Regions from separate parts of the Homo sapiens genome. Here region 2 is linked to region 1. A link is an interaction called in ENCODE POLR2A ChIA-PET data of the cell type or tissue named here. Cell type or tissue: MCF 10A. All regions are shown on one strand. Links, peaks and the distances in the headings refer to the core of each region. The heading gives the core; the rest is flanking DNA.

Region 1 (5,384 bases), core at 257-5,256:
TGAAATTATAGTACAAGTTTAATTAGATGCAAGGACGATCCTCCCACTTAGCAAATGCAGTCAGAGGCAATGGGATGAGGAGGCACAGGTCCTGAGGAAGACATTGATATCAATCCCTGCTCAACCATGGACTAGCTGAATAAGCCTGGGCAAATTACTCTGAATCTCAATATCCTGCCTTCTCCAATGCAGAAAATACTGCTACATTCACAGAATTATTTAAGAAAATAAATAGAGATTACATATATAAATATATTAAGCACTTTTCAAAAGAAATACATTCTTAGATAATTTCTTTGAATAAATGACATGCTTCCAGAAATACTTTCCCTCCATTACATTCTGTTCTTCAACTGCACTGGCTTGTAGCTGGCATTCTGAAATTTCTCTGCCAAATAGCTAATAAACTACACAAAGAGATAAATGCAGCCAGGGGGAGCTGCTATTTAAAGAAATCCTCTAGTTTAAGTGAAGAATTGTTTGATGTGTGAATAATCAGCTCTTAATTAATGGTTTGTCAATATTTTTAAAGAATTATCTAATTAATGAGCTAACTGGGCAGACTGTGGCATCCATCCTGAATTAGGATATTGATGTTTCTGTCTGCCAGTGACTTAACCCAAAAGAGTATAAAATACAGACCTTTCCAGTGAGGAGGTGACTATGTTACTGAGAAGATAAGAGAGCTGCTCATGAAGATGCATGAGTACAATACAAACAATACAAATACAATACAGCAGGGTAATCTCAAGATGGCCAGCAGAGAGAGAAAGGAGGCCTGGGGAGTACTTCAGGGCAGGGCCAACAGACCCAGCAGGCGTTCCCAGAACAGGGCCTGGAGGAGCACAAAGGGTTCAAGGAGCACCAGGGCATTGGCCTCCCAAGAGGTGGGGAAGAGGGGGCCTGCTGTTGATGGTCTAGGCCCACCTTCTCCAGGACCTCTTATAGGTCTATGACGGTCTTCCTTAAACACACTTACACACTTTGGTCCACACTTGTACACTCTCCAGTGACTCAGTAAATCTGATCCACATACCTTTATACTCAGGATCCCTTTCTGCCATCTGCCAGGACACAGGTGGATCTCAGTCCACCACACACAAAAAGAAGCCTCTGTGCACCTACTTATGCCCTGGAGAAAAGCCCGGGAAAGACAGTGTCCCTCAAACATGCCCGGTGGGCTCCCCCAGGATGCAGACAGTAGCCCACCTTACCATTTCCCTGCTCCCAGTTCTCGGGCAGCCTCTTCAAGTTATCCCCATCCTGCTCCTCTTATCCAAAGCTTCCTAACGCAGCAGCATCTATACAGAGAAGGGATCCTGCGGTTCTGGGCCAAGGAACCATCACCCTGTCTAGACTCTCACACCTCTCAAAAGGCAGTGAGTTAGATCATTACTAACCCACCTCTTTGCTGAGTCAAAGCCAAAGTTATTTATCCTTTCTGGGGCCTAAGAGATGGTGTGGACTGTTTCGCCAAAACCCAAGAAAAGGATGGCAGCAGCGATGGTTGTACAACAATGTAAATGTAGTTAATGTGATTGAACTGCACACTTAAAAATGGCTAAGATGGTAATTTTTGTTCTGTGTATTGTCCCACAATTAAAAAATACTTACAATTCAAAACGGAAGAACAAAACAACTAAGAAGATTCCTCAAAAAGTGCACAGAGGTACAATACAGCAATTCCATTAAGGTCAATGCTCAAGATAAAGGAAAGCAAGTGTCCACATGAAAATGTACACCAATGTTCACAGTAGCATTATTCATAATAGGCAAAAAGCAGAAACAACCCAAACGTCCATCGACTGCTGAATGGATAAACGAAATGTGGTACATCCAGACAAAGGAATATTATTCAGCCATAAAAAGCAATGACATTCTGACATATGCTGCAACACGGATGAACCTTGAAAACACGATGCTAAGTGAAAGAAGCCAGACATAAAGGGTCACATTCCGTGTCATGCCACTTATATGAAATGTCCAGGATAGAGATAAAAAGGAAATAAGTGGTTGTGTACGGCTTGGCTACGGGTGGGGAATGACTGTTAATGGGTACGAGTTTCCTTTTAGGGGTGACGAAAATATTCCAGAATTAGGGCGATGGCTGCATAATCCTGTGAATTTGCTAAAAATCACTGAATTTATACTTTCAATAGGTGAGCTTTATACTATGTAAATCAGATTTATAAAACTATTTTTTGTAAAAAAAGTCAAGAGGAGCCCTATCCAAAGGGACCCCAGTATAGTTTTCCCACTAACCATGACAGGCAGATTTGAACTTGAACTTCTATTCAAGTTCGGTTGCTAAGGCAGCACTTTCTCCCACATACTTTAATTCTGCTTCAAGTCAAAACTCTACCACCCCACTCCCCTAGAAATCAATCATCATGGCTCCAGTTGCCGTTGGTAAGAGGCTCTCCACTCTACTTGCACAAGCTATTTATTACATGTAACCGTCATTCTGCTTTGAGAGTTTCACGAGGGTGAAATTAGCTCCTATTTGATAAACTCTCCCTACAACTGCCGCCTCATCTTCTGGTGTTCTGTTACATTGCAAATACAAGCTCCTGTTTTAATACGCAGCTTAAATATTTCATGGTGACAGGGCGCAGAATAATAAAAATGGGGCAGGTTGCAGCATTTTTTGGTTTAAATAATGCCATACACGTGGTTTTTAAGCTTTTAGGTCAAAACAGGGTGTGGGGGAAGGGAAGCCCTCTCACTCTGTGGATACCTATGGTCCAGGATCTCAAAAAGAATAGGGTGGCTTACATAGGTAAGCAGAAGAGTAAAAGCTCATCAGGCAGTCAAAATGGAACAGTCTGTTAGCCCAGCCCAGTATTTCCTAAGGCCATCAGGGCTCACTACCAGGGCAAAAAAGTCATCCGGGAGGATAGGAAAAGACATGCCCAACTCAGTGAGTGGGAGACAAATTTTGGGATGCTTCCCACACTGAATGTTCGGAATGCTCAAAGGGCTTGGCCGCAGCCTTTTCTCTGCCAAGGCACACCTGACAGGTAAGCTCCTGCCACACTCCTGGGTGTTTACAAGCTGCTGGGTACAACTCCCTGCAGGCGGGCATCCCTCCCACGGATGCAACCCGGACAGTGCGGCAGTTCTAAAGAAGCCCACAAAGACAAATAAGTCTCGGGTGTGGCCAGGAGCTCGGGAGAGCAGCACAGGCTCAGGCTCAAGGAGACTGACAGCCAGTAATTACCAAAGGGAATTAAGCAAGCTCTTGCAAGTCTTGGCCTCTTTTTTTTTTGGACTTAATTTGTTCTCCTGGGCCTAAATCACTAGCTGTGTTGCTGGAACGTGCATGCCCTTGAGGGTGAGGTGGCCCTAACTTCTAGGAGGGATTGACTCCAAAGAGCTCCCACCCAGGGGACAGCTCTTCACAGAGGGGCAGGGTGGGCAGGCACCCCACATGCCTGGCACCTGCCAGTCAGGACTCCATCGAAAAAATGGCTCTGCCCTCTTGTTTTCTCCTCTAAACTTACACAAAACTTCTCAAAGTGCTGAGAATATTTTCATCAATGTGAAATGCTCCCAACAGGCTACATCTAAAACGTGGGATAATCAAGGAATGTGGTGTTGGGGAGGAGTGAGCTGATCTAATCCACTCCAGACCACAGTCTACCCCGTACCTCTTCTGTGAGGTTCTGCTCTGTGTGGTATGGACACTGTCCCTTATAATATTTCTCCTTAAAGGAATCCATCTTTTAATAATTTAGGCAAATTTTTAAAAAACCACGACGATGTATTACTCTCATAAATGGAGCACCACCAAAATTACCTGGAATCAGGTCTTAAAACTCACATCCACCACTCAGCCTGCGAGAGCCAACTGTTTCCTGGAGGGCCCCGCGTAGCTACAACTATGGGTAGTGAACTCTTAAGGTGCTAGTCATCTATTTTTCCTAATACACATTAGAACTCACATACCATTAAAATAAAAACGCATGTGCATTCCCTAAAATCACCTTGCACACAGCAGTGCACAAAGCACACAGGGGAGTGACGATCTAGTCCAGGAGCTGACACACAATGGCGCTTCGCCCACTTTTGTATTGACCATGAATTATGAATGATTTTTATTTGTAAAAGATTGTGTTTTTAAAGAAGGGGAAGGAGAAAAAAGAGAAAGAAGAAAAAGGAGATGATGATCATGAGACTGAGACCTTGTGTGGCCGCAAAGCCTAAAATATGTGCTACCTGGCCCTGTAGACCACTTGCTTGATAAGCCCTGATCAAGTCCGTCCCTTTATTTTACCACAGGGCAACTCAAGTCCTAATACACCAAGTGACTCAGACGCGCCTGAACACAGGTCTCCAGGCTTCTAAGCAAGCGAAGGAAGATTACCCAACAAGCCACCAGCTTAAATTCATCAAAACGGGTCTCTGTCCAGTCACTTTGATTCCATTTTAAGAACGGACTCCTATCTAAAGCAAAGAAAAATGTGGGCTGCACAACTCATCTGACTTGTTTTTGTCCTCAGCTCAGCCGAGGGCACCTGGCTCTCTGCCCCATGTCTGAAATCGCATCCTGTTTGCCCCCAGAGCCACTCCCTGCCTTCCCCACTACGAGGCCCACCTGTATGCATCCCGAGCTCTCTGGGCACTGGCAGGGAGGAGTGAGGCGAAGGAGGACCCTCTCTGCGGGCTGTCTCATTGGAGATCGGCCCTTCACCAAGCCAGGTGCAGCCTCAAAACCATCCCTTCCCCTCAGGTTGAGGGTGTTAGAAGTGGTTAGGGCCCCCTCACTACTCCAGGCTGTGAACCCCCTGCCCTGCCTTTGTAAAAAGTCACTTTATTTAAACTCACCTCAAACTGCCCATCCTGAGAATGCACTCTGCTCCCTGCAGGGCCCCTGATGGCAACAGCCTTAGGGGCAGTGAGCTCTGGATGTCTGCAGCTACCAGGCCCACTGCAAGTGTGAGGGCTTGACCTCATGAGGCGGGGGCTGCAATAATCACATGATAGCCCTCCTCCTTCTAAATCGAGCTCCTAAGGACACCAGATTAATCACCACTAGCCCATTCTCAAGAGTACCCACAGTGAGTCTAGTGATAGGTTACAACAACACATTGCACTATCAAGACAGATTTTTAAAAAATTCTTCAATGTAATGCAATAACATCTGAGCAGCTGGTATGCAGCAGACACTGTGCTAGGTCTTTCACATACCTAGAAAAGCAACCATCAGTCCTCATTTCATAAATGAGAACACTGAACCTCAAAGAGTTTCAGCGGTGCTTATCAGAGCTCTAGGAGGCTGAGGCAGGAGTCGCCCCAAAGGCCCGCAGATCCACCTCCATGGCTGGCCAGGCTCCAACCAGCAAACAAAGCACACGGCTGCTGGCTAGCCTGGCCACAGACGT
Region 2 (5,384 bases), core at 251-5,250, 200 kb after region 1:
GGTTAACATGCAGATTTTAAAAAGAATCCTAATTATCTTCAACACTAGTACTATTTCATATATTCAAGGTGAGTTCCAATCTCATTTAAAGTTGGCCAGCCATTATTTGGTCTACACTTTTAACCTCTGATGTTCAAATGAAGCACGATGGCCCATAAATACATAATGAAAAAAGGGAGGCTTTTAGAATAACTTCCTAGGCCTGACTTAAATCAAAATGTAAGTAAGACTTTATGTTATTAAAATTTTCACTAAATAGTTGGGAAAGCCTGATCAACATTTCAAACCTTGAACTGAACTTAAAATGTACACATACCAAGCTGTATATCATTCTCATACCCGTCTTCTTGACTCTAATAAGACAGACCTGGATTACAAATTTTCATCTCTGCTACTTCCAACTGTGTAACTCTCAGCAAGTTACTTACCCTCTAAGCTTCTGTTTCCTCAACTAAACTGGAGATACTAATTCCATTACCTGCCCTTTGTAGCTGTGTCCATTAAATCAAACAATCCAAGCAAAGTGCTTTGCACAGAACTTGGTACAAAGAAAGCATTCAGTATATACTACCATCATCATTTTGAGATAGCAAGGAAAATGAATCTGAGAAAAAAGGTAGGTAAACTGAGATATATATGTAAAAAATGTCAAGACAGGCCTGGAAAGCTCCTGAGAGGCTTACCATTTGAAGTTACAAATGTAATGCGTGGGAGCTATTATTTTTCTTCTCCATCTGAATTTTAACTAGAAATAGTAGGTATTGATGTTAATAACATTTAAAAATGTGAAAGAAGAGGAATACCAGAATCTAAAATGCGTTTTCTTCCTTTCACTGTGGATGCTTCTGCTCTCTCCTATGACACAGTACAATATCCAGAATAGAGGTTTTCAACCTTTAGCGTACATAAAAATCACCCAGGAATTCAATTCACTAGTAAAATTAGGAGATGGGGGTTGGGGAGAGAGGGCATGCAGAAATCTGCATTTTAAAATAAGTATCCTAGATGAGTCTCATGCCCACTATTTCAGAGCCACATTTTTGGAAATGCTAATCTGGGCCATACTGAATGCCAAAGCTTTAGCTGATCATCTTCTTCACCCTCCGATTAACAAGGCTGCTGTCACACCTTTCCTTTAATGAAATGAAACTCTATATGGCTATAAAGGTTCTATTTTAAAAAGGGGGGATTCAGGGCTATGTTTTAAGACATTTGATAACCAAACATTTCAACCTGAAACTTAAGCAGAAAATTTCAAGAATGGCAGAGAATGCCCAGGCTTCCTACTTTGTCTGCATAATGGCTGAATTCCACCCATGGCTGTATACCCACTACTTCGTGGTCATCCACTGCTTGACCACTACCTATAACAAGATCTCACTAACTTTCCCTGGCAGTCTATTCTTTCTTTAGGTAGCTCAACATGTTCACATATTCTTTCCTATATTGAAGAGAAAACTGTCTTTGATTTTCAGTTACTGATCCTAAGTCTAATTCACAGGGCTATACAGAGCAAGTTCTAGGGCCACACAAAGCCTTCTTCCACACAGGCCACTCAAATATTTAAAGATGGTTGTATTTCCCTGTGTGCTATCTTCTTTATTATTCACATTGAAGAACACAGGGAGGCTAAAAAGAAAAACTGAGACCCAAAAGACAAATAGTTGAATGTTGTTATCCAAACTTGCTCAAACATCCAGCTACAATTATTAACGCGGAGGTCCAGGCCATGCTTCTACACTAGAGATAGTTTATTGTTTTTGAAAAGAAGGACAGCAACACAGAATTACAATAATAATTACATAAGTCAATCTGTTCATTATTCTAAAACAGATTTCAAAAAAATACTGGTAAAAAATTATACTTTAGTGGGAATAAATCAATAGTTTTGATTTTAACACAAATTCTATGAGCTTTAATATGAAGTTCAAACTCTGAGGTCACAACAGAAAAGATAATTAAGGAATGGAGTTGGTGGGAAATTGCTCACATAGATCAATACTCAAAAGGGAAATGGAGCATTTCAAGGTTCACTCATATAATCGATAGATTAAATTCAACCAACATTTACCAATTTTTAATTCACATAAGATCTTGTATGAGCCATGGAGAATTTTAAAAAGACTAGAACATGGTCCCATCCTTAATGAATGTACAATATAGCCAGGGAGCTAACAGTCAATTCTTACATGAAGAGCATTAAGAGTTGGTCCATCTATTTATACAAAAGCTATAAAAAAAAAGCTACAAATCAAAAAAGCTCCATTTTAAAGTGCCAGATATCTCTTAGTAGATAGCAGCATTTTTTAGACCAGTTATAATACTACCAGTGAAACTCAGTGTGAGATTACAGCCTGAAATGTTTTACTCACTTGACATTGTCATAAAATCATTTGCATTCATCTACTTTAGCCCTTATTGCCCAGGATTTTTACCAGTGCATTTTATCTGTTTGTCCTATGTAATACTAGAGCAACCTGAAGGGAGAGCTTCTGTCTTATTCAATCCTGTATTCCCAAGTGCTTAGCACAGTGTTGGCCCATAAGAATTTAATAAATACATGCTGAATGAATGAATGCAAATATTCTACCTTTAAGGAAAAATAGATTAAATATTAGGTTTAGAGGAAAAACTCAGACTATATTCAGTGAAATATATATTTAGATAGACCATTTCATTTGCCTATACGTTTCCAATTATCTGAATATATTTGAAATACCTATTTTCAAAACTACCATCAAATCCTGTTGATGGTAGAAAATATACCCCATAAGGGGGCAATATTGAGCTACATTTCTCCAATCATATATAAAGAACAATAATAGCTAACAATTAAGGTGTTTACTATGTGCCAAGCACCATTTATGCACGTAAGCACTTTGAATATATAAAGTAATTTACCCTTCTTAACCTATGAGGTAGGCACTACTGTAATTCCATTTTACTGATGAGGAAACTGGAACACAGGTTGGTTAAGTCACTTGCCCAAGGTTTACACAGCCAGTAAGTAGTGCAGCTAACATATAACTTAAATAGTCTAGTTCCAAAATCTGTTCTTTCAACTATTATGCTAAAATGCTGCTCTAATGTCAGCCACCTACTTTATTCTCACATGATTAGCAACTGTATCAGGTAGAAACATCTGAAAACATCCCTTCATATATTTGAAAACTATCATAAATTTTTCCTAGTTTGTGTGTCCAGTCTTAAGTTTAAAATACTACATCTGAATTATATATTATTTGGAAATATAATAACGTTACATTTAAAAAATAGTAGGTATAGAATCCTACCTATACTGGGATAGAGTTTATTTCACAAGGTAGTAAATACTTACTACAGTCCTAAAACTAAATTTAACAGAATATACAATGTGAAGGAGTAGGCATACCAGAAATAGGCAGAATTCATAGTTTGAATTTATCATTTTTTTTAGCAAATTCAAAGACATTAACATTTAAAACAAGCGAATCATGCTACCATGAGACAGACATTAAATCCCATTACAAAGGTGGCTGTTACCTCCTAATGTGACATTTCCATGTAGAAATCGTCCTTGATAAATAAGTCGTAGAATATTTGGACTGCTGACCTGCTCTTCTTCCCAGTCTGAAAAGAATCCAGTGTACTGGTTAGGTATATTCCAACATATAATTAAGGTACTACTATATTGTTTTAAAAATTCAGATCCAAATCAGTTAGAGTACAAAGAAGGCCCTTGGAGCTTCCTACTACTATTAGAAACAGTCACTATTCATACATTTACCGCAACCTTGGTTATTACTTATTCTTTTAAGTAGCAAGAGCTGCAAAAAGACTCGTTTTGCTTCTTAAAGAATACTAAAATGTACCAAATTGTAGTCCCCAAGTTTAAAGTTAATACAAATGAGTTGGGAAAGACCTACTGAGTAAAAAGAAATATCATTTTAAAATTAATTTCAATTACCAGTAATTAACACATAGTATTATAATGCTCCAATATTTGTACCTGTTAAAATGTACATTTAAGGCTAGAAAACAGCAGGCTTAACAAAGATCTAAAAAACAGTTAATATATTGATATTGAGAATAACAAAAAAACTGTTTACTTTTGGATAATGTTGATATATTATCTTATTGTCTATCTGAAGTCAGTTAGTAAACATTAGAGAAGATACAACTTTAGTTCACCTCACCCAAAATGAAGACTTGGAAGAAACCAAAAAAATTATATATATTTGGAGGTACTGTACAAACATGAAAGCTAGAAAAGTGTACACACAAAGAAAATAAGACAAACTGGTAGGCAGAATGGGTAACAGAATATTTAACTTCAGCCTATAATTTATATTATTGTAAAAGATGGAAACCACTCCATTAAAATAAAGGTTTAAGGACACTAGTGTTATGATAGGGTAAAGGTTTAGTAATTTTCATGAGCTTGCAGATGTAACAATTTAAGCTTTGAGTTTAGTAATGATCTGAGAATTCCTTTGTCTTTTTTGTCAACAATTCTAATGTGTTTGTTTCCTATAGAAAGAGATAATGGTTAACACAAAAAAATAGTTTAAAGTATTCTGAAAGAGTGACAGAAGATAAAGGAAGTAACTAGAGACTTTTCTTTTGCCCTTTTTTTGACTATTCAAAATGATGAATGTGAATTTGATAAAACCACTGCCTATAGGTAACTTAGGCACAGCAGAAATGAGCAGAGGAGAAATGAATCCGTCATTTCCTGCCCCCGCTCCATGCCTTTAGTCTCTTCCCTCTTCTGTCTCCTGTAAGGCTTTGTTGCCTTCTGATCCCATTGTTCCCAGGTCCCTCCTATTCTAGAAGAAAGATCAAATAAGTCTCTAACACTATAGTATGAATTGCTTTGAATTCATCAATTCCAAAATTATTGTTTAATAGAATATTTCTGGTCAAGATGGAAGTGCTCCATAGATACAAAGGTAAATGACAGTAATTGTTTAATTCACAGGAAACAAAGACTGATATTCTAAAAATACTTGAATTTTTTTTTTGAGATGCAGAAACCTGAAGCCCCATGTTTCATTATCTTATACAGAGTGTCATGATTTCCACGTACTTCACTGGTGTAATATGCTATCTCCCTTCCCCTCTCCAGGGATCTAAAATTTAGAGAAATCTTAGAATATAGCTTAAATGAAGAATTTCAGGTGTTATTAACATATCCTAAGTATAACAAGATTTTTTTGAACCTTTGACCCAATAATAGCTATGTGTCTGACTATTCCACCTGTTAGTAATATTTCCACTAAATAGCAGAAGGGTATGCTAAGGAAAACTAATTCCTTCAACAAGTATGTTGCACGAAGTATTTTCTGCTATTAATATTTGCCACACATTTGTTATTAACATCAATAAGTATTTAATTTGCTGAT

Evidence for each region. Peaks named below come from ENCODE experiments on the same cell type or tissue, not always from the same donor. Only the 100,000 strongest peaks of a DNase experiment are listed, where the experiment ranks them.
Region 2: POLR2A ChIA-PET joins it to region 1 with 5 read pairs; 2 of 35 experiments call an interaction of 5 or more read pairs at or near these places.

Annotation. Positions count from the first base shown.
Region 1 is chr13:29,564,581-29,569,964 of GRCh38, forward strand. All of the region lies in intron 1 of SLC7A1 (solute carrier family 7 member 1), which reads right to left. Among named protein-coding and RNA genes, the nearest start is that of SLC7A1, 28 kb to the right of the region's middle. RefSeq lists an enhancer at 3,111-3,616. In MCF 10A, for the core only: a CTCF peak has its summit at 446; a DNase peak (open chromatin) is centred at 3,021.
Region 2 is chr13:29,768,590-29,773,973 of GRCh38, forward strand. UBL3 (ubiquitin like 3) reads right to left here. Exons shown (of 5, transcript NM_007106.4): 3 at 3,523-3,609. Among named protein-coding and RNA genes, the nearest start is that of UBL3, 79 kb to the right of the region's middle. In MCF 10A, for the core only: a CTCF peak has its summit at 2,761; no DNase peak of the experiment used is centred there.